2 separate regions of the Mus musculus genome follow, and region 1 is linked to region 2. The links are chromatin loops, found by intact Hi-C in ENCODE. Cell type or tissue: left cerebral cortex. All regions are shown on one strand.

The links. Hi-C counts contacts between places; a loop is a spot of excess contacts. Peaks named below come from ENCODE experiments on the same cell type or tissue, not always from the same donor. Only the 100,000 strongest peaks of a DNase experiment are listed, where the experiment ranks them.
Region 1: a loop joins it to region 2, with 5 times the contacts of the local background. A loop is called at or near these places in 2 of 42 quality-filtered maps.

What each region holds. Positions count from the first base shown.
Region 1 is chrX:73,490,594-73,498,593 of GRCm38, forward strand. It overlaps Bgn (biglycan), which reads left to right. Exons shown (of 8, transcript NM_007542.5): 2 at 186-437; 3 at 725-837; 4 at 1,355-1,568; 5 at 2,130-2,240; 6 at 2,370-2,463; 7 at 2,607-2,745; 8 at 4,006-5,343. The coding sequence starts at 197. The coding sequence ends at 4,203. Among named protein-coding and RNA genes, the nearest start is that of Atp2b3, 8.5 kb to the right of the region's middle. In left cerebral cortex, CTCF peaks have their summits at 406 (motif pointing left) and 3,181 (motif pointing left); DNase peaks (open chromatin) are centred at 567 and 3,189.
Region 2 is chrX:73,224,552-73,232,551 of GRCm38, forward strand. F8a (factor 8-associated gene A) reads left to right here and starts at 3,755. Exons shown (of 1, transcript NM_007978.3): 1 at 3,755-6,244. The coding sequence starts at 3,765. The coding sequence ends at 4,910. In left cerebral cortex, no CTCF peak of the experiment used is centred here; DNase peaks (open chromatin) are centred at 3,624, 4,011, 4,319 and 4,691; H3K4me3 peaks cover 2,921 bases; H3K27ac peaks cover 1,830 bases.

The DNA.
Region 1 (8,000 bases), 270 kb after region 2:
GTGTGTGTGTGTGTGTGTGTGTGTGTGTGTGTGTGTGTGTGTGTGTGTGTGTGAGAGAGAGGGGGGGGGAGAGGGAGGGAGAGGGAGAGAGAGAGAGAGAGAGAGAGAGAGAGAGAGAGAGAACCCTAGCTACTACTGCTGGGAGGATAAACTAACCTACAGCTCTTCTCACTTTTTGCTCCCAGGAACATTGACCATGTGTCCCCTGTGGCTACTCACCTTGCTGCTGGCCCTGAGCCAGGCCTTGCCCTTTGAGCAGAAGGGTTTCTGGGACTTCACCTTGGATGATGGGCTGCTCATGATGAATGATGAGGAGGCTTCAGGTTCAGACACCACTTCAGGTGTCCCCGACCTGGACTCTGTCACACCTACCTTCAGTGCCATGTGTCCTTTCGGTTGCCACTGCCACCTGCGGGTTGTTCAGTGCTCTGACTTGGGTGAGTCACTAAGCACTTAGGCTAAGAGTGTACAGAGAAGCACAGGCCCTGCCTGGGAGCCCTTACTAAAAAGAATACATTTGCTACCCTGTGAGATGGGTTTAAAACTGTAGGAGTGGGGAGGTTGAGTCACCACAGGCTGAGGTGTATGAGGGTGCTCAGAGTCCCTGCATTTCTCCCAGTGTCTGTGTGTGTCCATATGCATGTATGTACCCACCCCCTTTACACCAGCTGTGACAACAGACTGGATGAGCCAGGCTTATGCTGGTGATGATGCTGGCCCCCAGGTCTGAAGACTGTGCCCAAGGAGATCTCACCTGACACCACACTGCTAGACCTGCAGAACAATGACATTTCTGAGCTTCGCAAGGATGACTTCAAAGGCCTCCAGCACCTCTACGTAAGCCTCCTCCTGCCTCCTGCCTTTTCTGAGGAGCCAGGAGGAGTTTGATGTTCCTATGACTTGGAAGAAGGGTACTCACAAATGAGGTTGGGAAGAGGGGTGGGAACCGATGGAGTCCTGAGATAAGTCTAGAGCTGGCTGTAATGAGAACGCCCAAAACCATGCATTATATGTATGGGTACAAGACGAAATCTGTCAGGTCCCATTTTTTTTTGACAGAAATCTTTACGTTTTGTTGACTCATCTGAACAACACAGAAAGTGTATTCCATCATAGCTCTTAGAGAAACTGTCTAGCAAAGTATGCTAGGCAGTGATGGCATTACCAGGGCAGCTTGGAGCTAACCTCAGCTCCTTGCCCTACACTCTACTCACCAACACATACTGATCTCCATGAGACCATTAAAGGTTCAGATGTTTCCCAAGTGCCATCAGTAGCAAGTTCAGGAGGCAGAGGAGAGGGGAGGTGGAGTGGGGGGCTGGGGTGCTCACCCTGGTTGCCTGCCCCGTTTTAGGCCCTGGTCTTGGTAAACAATAAGATCTCCAAGATCCATGAGAAGGCCTTTAGCCCTCTGCGGAAGCTGCAAAAACTCTACATCTCCAAGAACCACCTGGTGGAGATTCCTCCCAACCTGCCCAGCTCCCTGGTAGAACTACGAATCCATGACAACCGTATCCGCAAAGTGCCCAAGGGCGTGTTCAGCGGGCTCCGGAACATGAACTGCATTGGTGAGACTAGTCTGTACCTTAGCATCAGGCATAAAGGAGACAGGTAGAGGATATCTCTTTCAGCCAGGGCAGCTGGGTCCATGTAGTCATGGAAAAGCCCTGTGTGCCTCAGAATGTTCCAGATGTTTGTTTTGGGACATGAAGAAAAAGACTGTGGTGGCTATAAAGGCTCGGTTGAAGAAAGAGTCTCAAATATAGTCTAAAAAAGACCAGTATGTTTCTGGAAAAAAAAAAAAACAATATGGGTAAAAGGAAGGTATAGGACACCGACTGGACTGAGAGAGAAAGGGAGAAGGGCAGTGGACCACCACAGCAGCAAACGTTGGATGGCTTTCTGGGTCCCCACAGTTTCCTCTTGCTTCCCAACTCCCAAAGACCAAGAATAGTGGCAGAGGCCTTGAGCTAGTCATGCAGAACAGCTGGAATTTGTAGTTAGCGGTGCAAATTCACAACCTGCTTTCTATGGAAGTGGGAAGAGCAAGCAATCAGCAGAGCTGCAGTCCAGAAAAGAACAGGCTTTGGTGGAGATTGGCTTCAGGGCTCACAGGACTTCTCTCCTAGAGATGGGCGGGAATCCCCTGGAGAACAGTGGCTTTGAACCAGGAGCCTTTGATGGCCTGAAGCTCAATTACCTGCGCATCTCAGAGGCCAAGCTCACTGGCATCCCCAAAGGTAGGAGAGTGTCAATACCCAACCTCCAAAAGCATTGATGGGCCTTGCACAGTGTACTTGAGCAGAGAATGGGCCTTTTATCTGCCCCAGACCCTGCACTTACCTCCCAGCATGTTCTCTTCTGGGTAGATCTCCCTGAGACCCTGAACGAACTTCACCTGGACCACAACAAAATCCAGGCTATTGAGTTGGAGGACCTACTTCGATACTCCAAGCTGTACAGGTGGGGTTGAGGCAGCCCTTGGGGGATGCAGGGATCCATTAGCAAATGGGGCAGGTTATAGGGTGGCACCCAGGTCCCTGTGCTCTATCCCAGAGTCCTCCTCTCCCCCAGCCTCTGACGACCTCTAATTCATTTACCTTCAGGTTGGGCTTAGGTCACAATCAGATTCGGATGATTGAGAATGGGAGCCTGAGTTTTCTGCCTACCCTGAGGGAACTTCACTTGGACAACAACAAGCTGTCCCGGGTGCCTGCTGGCCTCCCAGATCTCAAGCTCCTCCAGGTGAGAGCTGGTTCTCCAAGACTAGATGGGGAGTTGTAGAAGGTCCATTCTCTGCACCAGCCTCTTAACTGCCTGGATCTCCTGTCTCCCTTTATAAAGGGGCACAGGGTAGAGAGCAGAATAAGACCTAGATTCACTTTTGGGTCTCATGTACTCATCCAGGCCTCAGTGGAACAGTGTCTGCTTCGTGTTTGTGGTTGGAAAAGGGGAGTCTCCTTCCCTGACTTAGCTTCCAAACACATGAGCAAACTAGGTCTTTCCCAACCTTACTCTGGACCTCAATTTTATTTATGTTTTGTTTTGTTTTTTATTTATTTATTTATTTGTTTGTTTGTTTGTTTGTTTGTTTGTTTGTTTGTTTGTTTAAGCTCAGATCCATTCATAATGGTAGAAAGCACGTTCATCCTCTTCTAGGGCAGCACTTCCCATACCAGGCTAAGAGCACCCTCTAGTGGCCAGTAACCTTTCTATCACCAGTGAGCTCCTAACCTAAGGCACAGTCTTTCTTTTTTTTTTTTTTTTTTTTTTTTTTTTTAATTTATTACGTATTTTCCTCAATGACATTTCCAATGCTATCCCAAAAGTCCCCCATACCCTCCCCCCCCCCACTTCCCTACCCACCCATTCTCATTTTTTTGACCCTGGCGTTCCCCTGTACTGGGGCATATAAAGTTTGTGTGTGTGTGATGGGCCTCTCTTTCCAGTGATGGCCGACTAGGGCATCTTTTGATACATATGCAGCTAAAGTCAAGAGCTCCGGGGTACTGGTTAGTTCATAATGTTGTTGCACCTACAGGGTTGCAGATCTCTTTAGCTCCTTAGATACTTTCTCTAGCTCGGCACTGTCTTTCCTACACAGATATCATGTCAGAATCAAAGTTTGCTTTGTTTTACAGCATCATTCTACCAAACACAGCCTCCACCCCACCCATCCCAACTCACCACTCGTTTATACACTGCACTTGAGCCCTTCATCCTGACCTGAGTCCAGCCAAATACCTGTGCCCTAATCAGAGCTTACACCCACTAACATACTCCGGTATGCCCTCCTCTCAACCCTGAGAAGAATCACCTTCAAAGGGTGACTATGAAATGACACTAAGAAGTGATTGATGGGGTCCGATGTGAAGGCAGGCCTGACCTTTCTACTCTCCATCTTGCCTACAACTTACAGCAACTACCCAGGCTAGGACAGATTGGGATGGCTCTGGGTCACTGATCCTTGGACAAAAGCCTCAGATACATTCCCTCTGCCCCCAGGTTGTCTATCTGCACTCCAACAACATCACCAAGGTGGGCATCAATGACTTCTGTCCTATGGGCTTCGGAGTCAAGAGGGCCTACTATAATGGCATCAGCCTCTTCAACAACCCTGTGCCCTACTGGGAAGTGCAGCCTGCCACCTTCCGCTGCGTTACTGACCGCCTGGCCATCCAATTTGGAAATTATAAGAAGTAGAGGCAGTGGTTGCCACCATGGTGGCCTTGGTGAGAGTCTCTGAGGAACATAGCCAGATGAAGAAGCAACACCTTTGTTCCCCAATATTAACTCACTGCCCCACCACAGCTTCCCCCTGACTCCTAAGCATGCATATATGCACATGGCCTGGCCCTCTCACCCATTCCCCTCAACCTTTGAAATTTAACATTCATCAACCATGTCCACTCAGAGACTCCCTATAAATCTTTCTTCTTGCTCATCCTGAAACTCAGATGTTTTTGGCAAGAGGGGCTAGGAAAGATGGATAGAGCACACTGCCACCGCCATTGTTCCATCCAGGCATGTGTTCCTCCTCTTCCTTGCTCATGTCTGACTTCCAGCTCTCCTGGGCTCTGCTTGCTGCCCTTATCCTCTGGTGTTCTCTCTTCAACAAGTTCACTACCTGTCAATCCCAGCTACAACCTGGCTGTACTAACTCCTGGATCTTTCCCTCTCTCCAACCCTGTTATGCTTCCTGACACTTTTCTTCCTTCTGGAGTTATTGACCTGTCCCCTTCCATCTCTGGACCTAGGTCATATTTCTCCATCTTTGTCTCTTTCTGTATCTCCTTGCCTATATCTCTGTCTGTCTCTATTTCTGTCTCTCTGTCTCTGTGTATCTCTCTATCTTTGTATCTGTCTCTCTCTGACAACACACACACACACACACACACACACACACACACACACACACACACACACGGATCATCTGCCCCAGGCTGCTTTCTGCTTCACAGGTCTCTAGCCAGTCCCTCCACAAACAAATATGGGGCAACTATCTTCCTGATTGCCCTACCCAGAACTTGACCCCCCAACCCTGGAGGAAGCTGGAAGGTGGAGGCCCAGAATCCTGTCCATTTTGTCCAGGAAAGGGTTCATACTCTGCTATCAAGACGAGGATCAAGGAGCTTCCTAGCCCCTGGAGAGGCTCAGCAGGCCATCAGAGCCGCCAGAACCAGTTTGCATTGGCCCCTGCTCTCTCCCCAAGATGGCTAGGTCCCCTCCCTCACCCCTGGGTCCCTGATGTGGTAGGAGGTGATGGTCAGTTGCACCCAGCAAGAGGGAGTGCTGCTTATGAGGTCAGTTGTCTCTCAATTAAAGAAACACTGTGCAATACGAGTCTGTGTGCCAGTTCTTTGAAACATCACTGGGCATCAAGAGAAAAGCAGAGGTGAAACAAGGGCCTCCTCAGGCCACCTCAAAGGCTCTGCCTTTCCATCCCCAGTTTACATCATTGTGCTTCCTCTTCACTGTTGCCCTTGCCCGTAGAAGAAGGCCCCTCTCACCCTCAGGTCCAGAACTATAAAAGCACATCCCAAATGACCAGACATAAGGCCTAGGCCCTATCTGCTTTCCTCTCCTTTCTTGGTCCTTCCATTGCCTCAATTGCTCTTAAGCTGGACTCAAAAAAGCAAGCCACACCTGAGGTGTCATCTGTCCTCTCAGAGTAGAGCATTTGTCAAGGAACTGCTGGCTATGGGATACCAACGTAGGTCCCACTCCTTTTACGATGGGAGCTTCAATACCCCAGCAGAGAGAATTCTGTCTGCCTGTCTAGATGGAATTAAAAAAAAAAAAAGTAATGCCAAAAACACTGTTGTAGTCTGGGCTATGACTAGTATCTGTGCTAACACTAGGAAAGGGCAGAGGGGAGGAGCCTTTGGCCTTAGGCAGTATATTGGTACAGCTACTTGGGCCAACCTGGCTTGCCTTCCCACCAGTACTACATAGATCCCTGAGAGATGAGAGCAAGTTGCAGCTAAATCCTGACGGAGGCTCCAGTTCAGGTCCATGGATGCATGCCCACTAGGGACACAAGCTGCCCTGGAAAGTAATAGACCCCCAAAGGACTGAAGTGGGCCTGGGCTAAGTGGGCCCTTCTGCTCAGGTCATGGGAACTGGGGCTTCCCTATACAGCAACAGCCAGGTAGCAAAAATAGAGCACCAAGACCAGTATGAGTGACAGGCCAAAAGAGGTGCACCCAGAGACAAGCTTCTGGCTTCTCACACACAACTATACCCTCCTAGCCTGGCAATCCAGGGCACCCAATGTCCCCAGGTTTCTCCTTTTGGGGGTGGGAGGCGCCACTTGGTGTTGTGGCCCAGCGATAGAATGTCACCCAGCAGCATCATAGCACTATTCTGGGGCATGTGCTCCACAGCCTGGCAATCTCTGCTGAGCTGGGCAGACACAGGGCAAGGGCACTGGCCAAAGGCCAGGAGTCAGGGCCTCAATCCGGTCCCCGTGCTGGTAGTAAGGAGGGGCAAGCAGCAAGGAGACCTGGTGGAAACAGAAAGGTGAAGCCCTCAGTGTGTTTCTCTGAGTGGGGGTGGTCTGGGGGCCATGGCTCACTTCAACAGGTCTCCCTTCCCTTCCTGTCCCTCTCCTTGGCTAGTCACTTTTCTTTTTCAATTCGTCTCTCTCTCATTTCAGAAAAGTTTACAAGGCCCAGTAGGGCAGTGCAACCTCCACCAGCTGAGGGGACAAGTGTTGCATAGGTGTTAAATTCAGAGAAAGGATTCCACAGACAGCTCCACACTATTTAGACCAAAAGCTGTAAGGCCCCAGGCAGGAGCCCATGAGACTGGTAGGCCATGGTTAAAGGTGGGCTCCATTTTCAGAGCACTTGGTTTGGGCTGAAAGGATAAATTCCTCTGTCTTGTGACTGGAGAGATGGCTCAGCAATTATGAGCATTTGCTGTTCTTTCAGAGGGCCCATATGTGGTTTCCAGCACCCACATTGGGCAGCTCACAACCAGGGGATCCAAATCTCCTCTTCTAGGTACCAAATGCCTTCTTGTGTGGACACCAGGCTTGCATGTGGTGCACATACATATACTTGGGCACTCACAAATGCATAAAAATAAATATTCATATATATATATATATATATATATATATATATATATATATTCTTCAACCTCACTTTAGTATTGAGTGTATTTCAAGTTATTAGACAATAATGAACTGAAAAAAAAAACCACAGTGAAGCCAGGAGTGGAGGTGCACACTTAATCCTAGCACTTGGGAGGTAGAGGCAAGAGAATCAGGAGTTCAAGAATGACCTTGGTTACATGAGACTTGATCTCAAAAAAGCCCACAGTTATATTAAAATAGTCACCTACTGTCATTTTCATTGGGTTGGAAGATAGGATTATATCCTGGGCACTGGCTTTGGTCATAGGAAGCTCCATGGTGGTGATTCTATAGAGCACAGAGGACAAGTTCCAGCCCAACTTGTGAGTACCTGGACTTGAATGAGGAATGAAAGGAAGAGTGCATTGCAGGGTCATGGCACTAAAGCAACCTGACGTGCTGAGCAGGGAAAAATGTGGCAAGGGGGAGAGAGCTGTGAGCGCCAGAGTTACCAAAGGCAGTGGGCATGTTCATATGGGGCTCAAAGCAGAGGTCAGCTGGGCAGCCATCAGATTGGTGAACATTCACATGTGAACACATGAACACACTGAGACAAAAATGCATAGATGCACTCACAAGCTTGTGAATGAACATGCATGAATATGTGCAAACATATATGAGCACACATGCACAAAGAGCAAATACATGCATACAAACACAAATTAACACACTCACACAAGTACACACAGATATATATATGTACACATATGCACATACAAGCCTGTGTGTGAAGACAGAAGCTTATGTGCATAATGTGCATAAAAACTTAAGAAAGCACACACTAATGATACACAATATTGACACACATATATGCATGAGCATACATAAAACAAACATATACCTACATAGGCATGCCCTT
Region 2 (8,000 bases):
GCTGAGCATTTCCCTGCTTGTGGTGACACCTACAGAGACCACACACACACACACACACACACACACACACACACACACACACTCTGCTGTACAAACCAGTCATGCTGCATATCCAGAGGTGTAGTCATAGGCAGTAGGTGAAGGGCATGTGAGTTCGTGAGTTTTCCAGCTCACAAATGACAGAAAAATAATTACTAGGTCATGAAGGTTGAGTTGCCAGGGTGCTTCCTGGGAAACATGAAAGTTGTGGAGTCGGCAGGAAGGAAGTGTCAATTCTGCCCTTGTAAGTGACATGAGATGTAACATGGTCATGGGGTCGCGACATTTTTTTTTTTCTGGAAGCACAATTGGATTGTTTCTGGGTTCCTCCAAAATATACTACAACCCTACAGGTTTTTAAGGCTTCTAACCCCTATCATTTCCAGTGCATGTGCCTAAAAGCAGGATTGCCGTCACATGTCAAAACCAGAAGTGAAGACATCCTGTAGGACACAGGGGCATTCTGAATGTGGGAGATGATGGGCAATGGGAAACACAGGCCCATATAAAGTGGGGATAATATTGGCTCTGTTTTCCTGCAATCTTGCCTTTCTCATATGCACCAAGGCATGGGGTATGAGTCAGCTGAGTTTGTGCACTTTGGTGGGGCAACTCAGTGTCTGGTTCTTGTATGGTGGCCTCTTTTCCAGACCATGACTAGATGACCTGAGCCTTCTGGGCACTAACTTCATTTGAAGCCCTGAGGATTATAGGAAATTGGTAAATAAAATCAGTTTTGCCTATGAAATGTTTGGTGTGTGTGATTTCATAAGGTCAGAAACCACTGTTTATGCAATAATTAGAAATTTGATATAGTTTTTCTCCATCTTTCTTTTTTTAAAAGATTTATTCATTTATTATATACAAGTACACTGTAGCTGTCTTCAGACACAATTACAGTTGGTTGTGAGCCACTATGTTGTTGCTGGGATTTGAACTCATGACCTCTGGATGAACAGTCAGTGCTCTTAACCTCTGAGCCATCTCTCCAGCCCCTTTACCACCTTTCTGTTCACAATAGAATGTACTTCATCAGAAAGTACAAATTCACCTGTGTTTTTATTATGCTGAGTGGTTAATGATACTGTGTTGGCATGATATTCAGGTCTCTCCGTGGTGATTTTCAAATCATCTAATGAATATATGTGTTTTTAATACTGGTTAAAAGAAAATTTTCTTTTAAATGACAGTATCTGAAATGATATTAGAATTTTAATAGTACTGAGGAATACAAGGACTTAATCGTGGTCACACTGTTTATTAGATTCATTTTAGTATTCATTTTTGTTGACTGTCTCTGTGTGTAAGTATGTGCATTGGATTCATGTGCATGACAGAGAATGGCCTTGCATTAACCTGGAATTGTAGTTGCAGGTTATTGTGAACACATGAAGTGGGTGCTGAGAACTGAACTCGTGTCTCCTGCACTCTTGTAAGCACTCTTAACTAAGGAGCCATCTCCCTGGTTCCCAAACTATCACCTGTTTTGTATACAATGGTATAAAAGCTTTGGTAAGCCTTCCATTCTCTCTGAATTTTTATTACATATTTTTCTTTCTATATTTGTCACCTGTATTTTTAGGATGATTTTCAATTTGAGATTGTTCAGCAAAACTTTGTTGACAGAATTGCGGGTTGGTGGATGAATTTATAAAATTGCCACAAGATTAAATTTTTTGAAAAGTAATTCCTTAAGATTTTTATAATGAGGTTTTACAGTGTGATTGAGAAATATCTATGTGCTTATGGTATTTGTCAACACAAAGAAAGCATGTTTAGAAAATCTATTGTGGATAGGGAAGATGGAAATATTTGTGTTTCAAACATTTGGCTCACATCTCCAACCTATTCTCATATTGCTAATATGTGTAATACAAATTATATAGTTATATTGCATTGGGATGCTTGTGCTTGTTGAGATCTCGCACTGAGAACAAGAGAGGCCCTCTTATCTCAGACTTAAGCATGTTTATGTCAAGTGTCATCTGAGACCCTTTATTTAGACAGGTTAACCCCTGCCTTTTTGACAGCGAGGGAGGAGAACAACAAACAGCAAAGGCTGTTTAAAAGAGCACATCTTTAAGACAGCTAGAAGAGGGATCATTTCCGACAAAGGTTATTATTATTACAATAGTTGACCCCATGCTATAAAACTGCTTGATGGAAATGAGAAACTGGAAAGTGGTCTGTGAAGAAGTTGTTCTGCCCAGGACTGGAACTCCAGCCCATCTCAGTAGGTCTTTCCAGTCATTACACTGGATGTTTTAAGTGCCCAATTTAATGATGTTCCCTTTGTTCTCTTAACTAATTAAGCTATCTTAAGTCTTTTTGGCTAAAGGTTGTAAGTGCCTGGTTTGATAATACTTTGCTGCCTGCCTCTTCTATTTATGTGCTGTATTATGTTGTTTATTGTTTTACATTTGCTTGCAATATACATAAATGCACTCATTTGAAACCTAAAGTACATATGTGATATATCACTGTTCTATGGGATAGGTTGTCATTTAAGAGAGAAATTGGTATACTGGCTTTTTTCAGAGGGAGGGAGGGCAGGAGGGCAGGAGGGATGGAGGGAGAGAGAGACAGAGAGAGATTGATCAAGACATTGATGGTTTTTAAAAATTATTTCTTTATGTGTCTGTGTGTTTTACTGGGAAATGAACTCAGGTCCTCTGCAAGAGCAACAAATGCTCTTAAGCAGTAAGCTTTCTCTCAGGCCTCCATTGATGCTTTTAAATGATAGGTCTGCTATGCACAATTCTATTTTTTGGTTCACGATAAGAGTAGAAAATTAACACATCCTTTATTTGCTGAGTTCATTTGACTTTTGGATCAATGGATTGCTTTTTTAGAATTTGGAGGATAGGATCCAAGTGTATCACACCATGAAAAACTAAGGAGAAGACAAGAGAATTTGCGAAATGAAAATTAGCTTCTGTTGTACATCTTGACAAATTATTTTCAGGCACGTAATTCTCTACTAGGTGCAAGTATATAATCCTTTATATATAAATTTAATAATGTACACTCCCCCCTTTTGTTCAAGTTCTGGTAGGTAATCATTTGGACTAATTGAGATAGTTCAAAATAAAGTAAAAGGAATCCCTTCTTTGTTTTTAAATACTTGGTATAAATTGAAACACATGCATGTACAATAGCTAATTTAAAGTGCCTTTGGTAGTGCATGTCCTGCTAAAAATCCTTCATGAAAACTCTTTCAAAATCAATGTGTATATGATTGCAGGTGATATGTATATCAATGTGTATATGATTGTAAATAAGCTGTAAACTAGCAAAGGCTCCCACCATGGCAGGACCTGTACTAGCTTGCTCAGTCAGGTCTCATGTTTGTTGAGGAAGTGAGGGGTACGATGCTAATCCTGGCAGCAGAGAAATCCTTTGCATATTTGACTGGCACTGGACCCGCCCCCTCCATTTGCGTCACTCAAGCCCCACCCCCGCAGAATTTAATTCCATACGGGGACTGTTTGGGTAGGCACCCAGCCCTTCTTCCTTGATTGGCTTTTATAGTCCTCCATATCCCTCCTTCAACAGCACTTTGCACATCACTGTGGCTACAGCAGAGCGCTGGGGCGCCTGAGGCGGAAGCGGAGGTGATGAATTGTGATCCCATTGTGGGCTAGGCGCAGCGTAGCGTTAGTCATAGCTGTTCCCCCTCAGCCCTCCCTCAACCGGAAGTAAGGCGGCGCGGCTAGCCGGTCAACATGGCTGCGGGCTCTGCGTCCTCCTTGGGCGGCGGTGCCTGGCCAGGCTCAGAGGCTGGGGACTTCTTGGCACGCTATCGGCAGGTGTCCAACAAGCTCAAGAAGCGCTTCTTGAGGAAGCCGAACGTGGCCGAGGCCGGGGAGCAGTTCGCCCAGCTAGCCCGGGAGCTGCGCGCCCAGGAGTGCCTGCCTTATGCTGCCTGGTGCCAGCTGGCTGTGGCGCGCTGCCAGCAGGCGCTCTTCCATGGGCCCGGGGAAGCGCTGGCCCTCACAGAGGCGGCCCGACTTTTCCTGCGGCAGGAGTGCGACGCGCGCCAACGCTTGGGCTGTCCCGCCGCCTACGGGGAGCCTCTGCAGGCGGCCGCCAGCGCCCTCGGCGCCGCTGTGCGCTTGCACCTCGAGCTCGGCCAGCCTGCCGCCGCTGCTGCACTGTGCCTGGAACTAGCTGCTGCCCTTCGCGCAGTGGGCCAGCCGGCCGCTGCTGCCGGTCACTTTCAGCGGGCTGCCCAGCTGCACCTGCCCCTGATGCCACTGGCCGCACTGCAAGCGCTTGGTGATGCTGCCTCCTGCCAGCTGTTGGCGCGCGACTACACAGGCGCCCTGGCGCTATTTACACGCATGCAACGCCTGGCACGGGAGCATGGGGGCCACCCGGTACAGCAACTCGAGCTGCTGCCGCAGCCGCCTTCTGGGCCCCAGCCACCCCTGTCGGGACCCCAGCCGAGACCTGTCTTGGGCTCGACCTTGCCCCTCCCGCAGCCCCCGGACCACGCCCCAGGCTCTGTTGCGCCTTCACCTGGCACACTCGGTGCCTTTGCTGACGTCCTAGTCAGGTGTGAGGTGTCCCGTGTACTGCTGCTGCTGCTCCTGCAACCACCACCTGCCAAGCTGCTGCCCGAGCATGCCCAGACCCTGGAGAAGTACTCCTGGGAGGCTTTCGATGGCCATGGCCAGGATACCAGCGGCCAGCTTCCTGAGGAGCTGTTTCTGTTATTGCAGTCTCTGGTCATGGCTGCCCAAGAAAAGGACACTGAAGGCATCAAGAAGCTGCAGGTGGAGATGTGGCCACTGCTAACCGCTGAGCAGAACCACCTCCTCCACCTCGTTCTGCAGGAAACCATCTCTCCCTCTGGACAGGGTGTCTGATAAGTCACCTTCTTACCAACTTGTTTTATCTTTGGGGACAGGTGATGAAACATGTGATCTAGCTTCTGTTTTTTTTGTCTGTTTTTGTCTTGTTTTTCTTTTCATTTCTATTGCTGCCATGTTAATTTGGCTTTGTGTGCCTAGCAAGTTACTTAAATTAGTGCCCTCCAATTCCATCCATTATTGCCTCGAATGAGAAAACTTCATCCTTAAGGCTGGAGGAGATTCTACGGAGTAATCTTTCTTTATGCATCTGTCAGTTGCTAGATAATGTTGATTCATTTTCCTGGCTGTTCTAGGTATAGTGCCAATAAACTCAGGAGGACAGATGTTCCTTTGGCGTATTGATTTCCTTTTCTTTTGTTCCTGGTGGGGTGTGGCATCACCAAGAAGTATTTAGAAAAGATTAGAAATATTTGTGTCTTGAAAATTGTGAGGATTTGACAATTTGGGCATAATCTCTCTTTTAATACATTATTGCTTCGTTTCTATATAAACTAGCACAGCAGTCTGGGGAGTGGGAAAAGCACCAGATGACATAAAATGTAACTGTTGTTACATACAAATACTCTGTGTATCTGAACATGAGGACTATGTTAATAAGCAGAACTGACATGTTCTGTCATACATTCCAGATTTATTTTATCTTCTGTACACTCTGCTAGCCCAGGTTCTTCCTGATGGAATGACCAAAACCTTTCTCCTGAGTAGCATCTGTGATCTTTTGGTGATCCTGCCTTTATTGGGTTGCAGCAAATTTCTGTTATCCAGAAGTTTTTGGCAAGAGATGAGTCAAAGTTTTTAGAATTGGTCCTCTGTTTCCAAACCAGGGTTTTGATTGCTCTCACTGTGTACCACAACACAATTACCCCTGTACAATCGAGATCTGTCTTCACAGCCAATACCTAAGTTCTATTCTGCCTTTCAGGACCATGTTCTGAGAAATCTAATTGCATAAAACTGTAATGGTATTCCCTTAAATATTCTGACCTTGAAAACTAGAGGTACTAAACTATGTAACCCAGTGTTGCTGGGGCAAATAGCAAAGAAATGTTTCTGACTGAGTATTAAGTGATACAAAGCCAGTTCTACTTTTCTCTGTAGTTCCTGGATCAATGCATCTTTGCTTTCAGAAATATGGTGTCATATATTGAATCTTGGTTTAAGGCACCCAGCACACCTGCAAGGGTAGCATTCCAACTTTCCTAAATGTTTTCCCACTACATTGTCACCCTATTTAACCCCAAGTTAGAACACCATTCTATAAGGCCAGCTGGTAATTGGCCTATGGGGTATATGTACAAAACCAATGAATTCCATAAATTTAATGCCTTACTGATTCTTATTGCTAATAACAAAACACACAAAGGTGGTGCTAGCTATAAAGAACAGGTTTATTTTGGCATATCCTTCAAGTTCAAGGTCGGCTGGCGACTTTCTTGCTGTCAGTATCTGAAAGTGTTACAAGATGATGATGGCAAAAGCCTGGGAAATTCAAAAGACCTAGGCAGAGCAACTTTCCCATCGGATACACTTTCAGAATAATGTATCCTAAAGGTCCCACCTCAAACTAACCATACACTGTCCTTTCTGCTATCTGCCTGAAATGAGAGTGAACAATGCAGTCAGTGGTTCTTAGGGAATTCCTAGAGATAGATTTTTCCCAATGCTGAGGGCCAAACCCAAGGTATAGTACTTGCTAAACAAAGGCTCTGCCATTAAGCTAAAACCTTAATTCCAAAGATAATCTTGAAGAGAATATATGAACATGCTATTGAGAATAAGGATTCTTCTTGGATCCAAACTCTTATTTCCCTCGGAAACAGATTCTCAGTACCACTGATACCAAGTGTCACCAGATAAGGATGGGGGGAAATGACCAAATATGAGCATGGGAGATTGATTCTGAGAAAGAAATCTTGATGTGCAAGCATGAGGACATGGGTGAGAATTCTCAGTACATTAAAAAAAAATAACAGGGAATAGATGTGCATAGCTATAACCTCAACATTGGAGAAAGAAGACAAGTGAATCAAGAGAGCTGTGTGGGCAACCGCCGTAAATAAAATGTGGAACTTGAGTTCAGTGAAAGATCCTGCCTAAAGACAACTAGGAGGATAGTGATTGCCCCTTCTCAAGGCAGTAAGTCCAAGAGTTTGATTTTCTAAAAGGGCAGGTGCTGTAGCCCTACTTCTTGTGGTCCACCCTGTGTACTATGACAGGTGTAGTGTCACTACATGGGGACGATTTTCTGCTGAGTGCCCACCCAGCCCAGCACCAGGGCAACTCAACCTTCATGACCAAGTAATTATTTTTCTGTCATTTCTGAGCTGTAAAACTCACCAACTCACACACCCTTCACTTACTGCCTATGACTTCACCTCTGGATATGCAGCATGACTGGTTTGTACAGCAGAGTGTGTGTGTGTGTGTGTGTGTGTGTGTGTGTGTGGTCTCTGTAGGTGTCACCACAAGCAGGGAAATGCTCAGCAAAGAGGTGAGAATAAAAACTCACCTTTTTGAGATCCACTTTGTCAGTTGGGATCAAACTTCAGTGGACCAGAGGCCAGGCGCTTGTTGCCAGCACATTCAACACGGTATAAGTAGGAAAAGTGTTTCCTGGTGTACCGCAATCTCCAGTGCACAAGGAAGCATAATTACACCAAAATGCCACCCAGGGCACATGTCATTTCTTCCAAGAAGATGGGTTCTGAGGCTAGGCTGTCTGTGCTAGCTTTAGGGCTTCAGGAAGGATCCCTCATGGTCTGAGCCACACAGATAGCTTAGAGGTCATTTATGCTATTACTTATATACAGTCCTGGTTGTGGCAGCATGGGTGAGCCTGTGCCTCTGCAGGTAGTATAACAGTCATTTAGACAATTAGGTATCTCCAGTCCTGGTTGTGGGAGCTAGGGGGGGGGAGCCCCTGGTTGTACAGATAGCAAAAGGGTCATTTAGAATACTAGGTATTTCCAGTCCTGGTTGTGGGAGATGTGGAGGCCCAACACATAACTCAGATGAGCAGGCTTTTTTATCACTTCCGGTTTCCAGCTTTTCGGACCCAAGGACAGGTTTTTACATCTTTTCCAC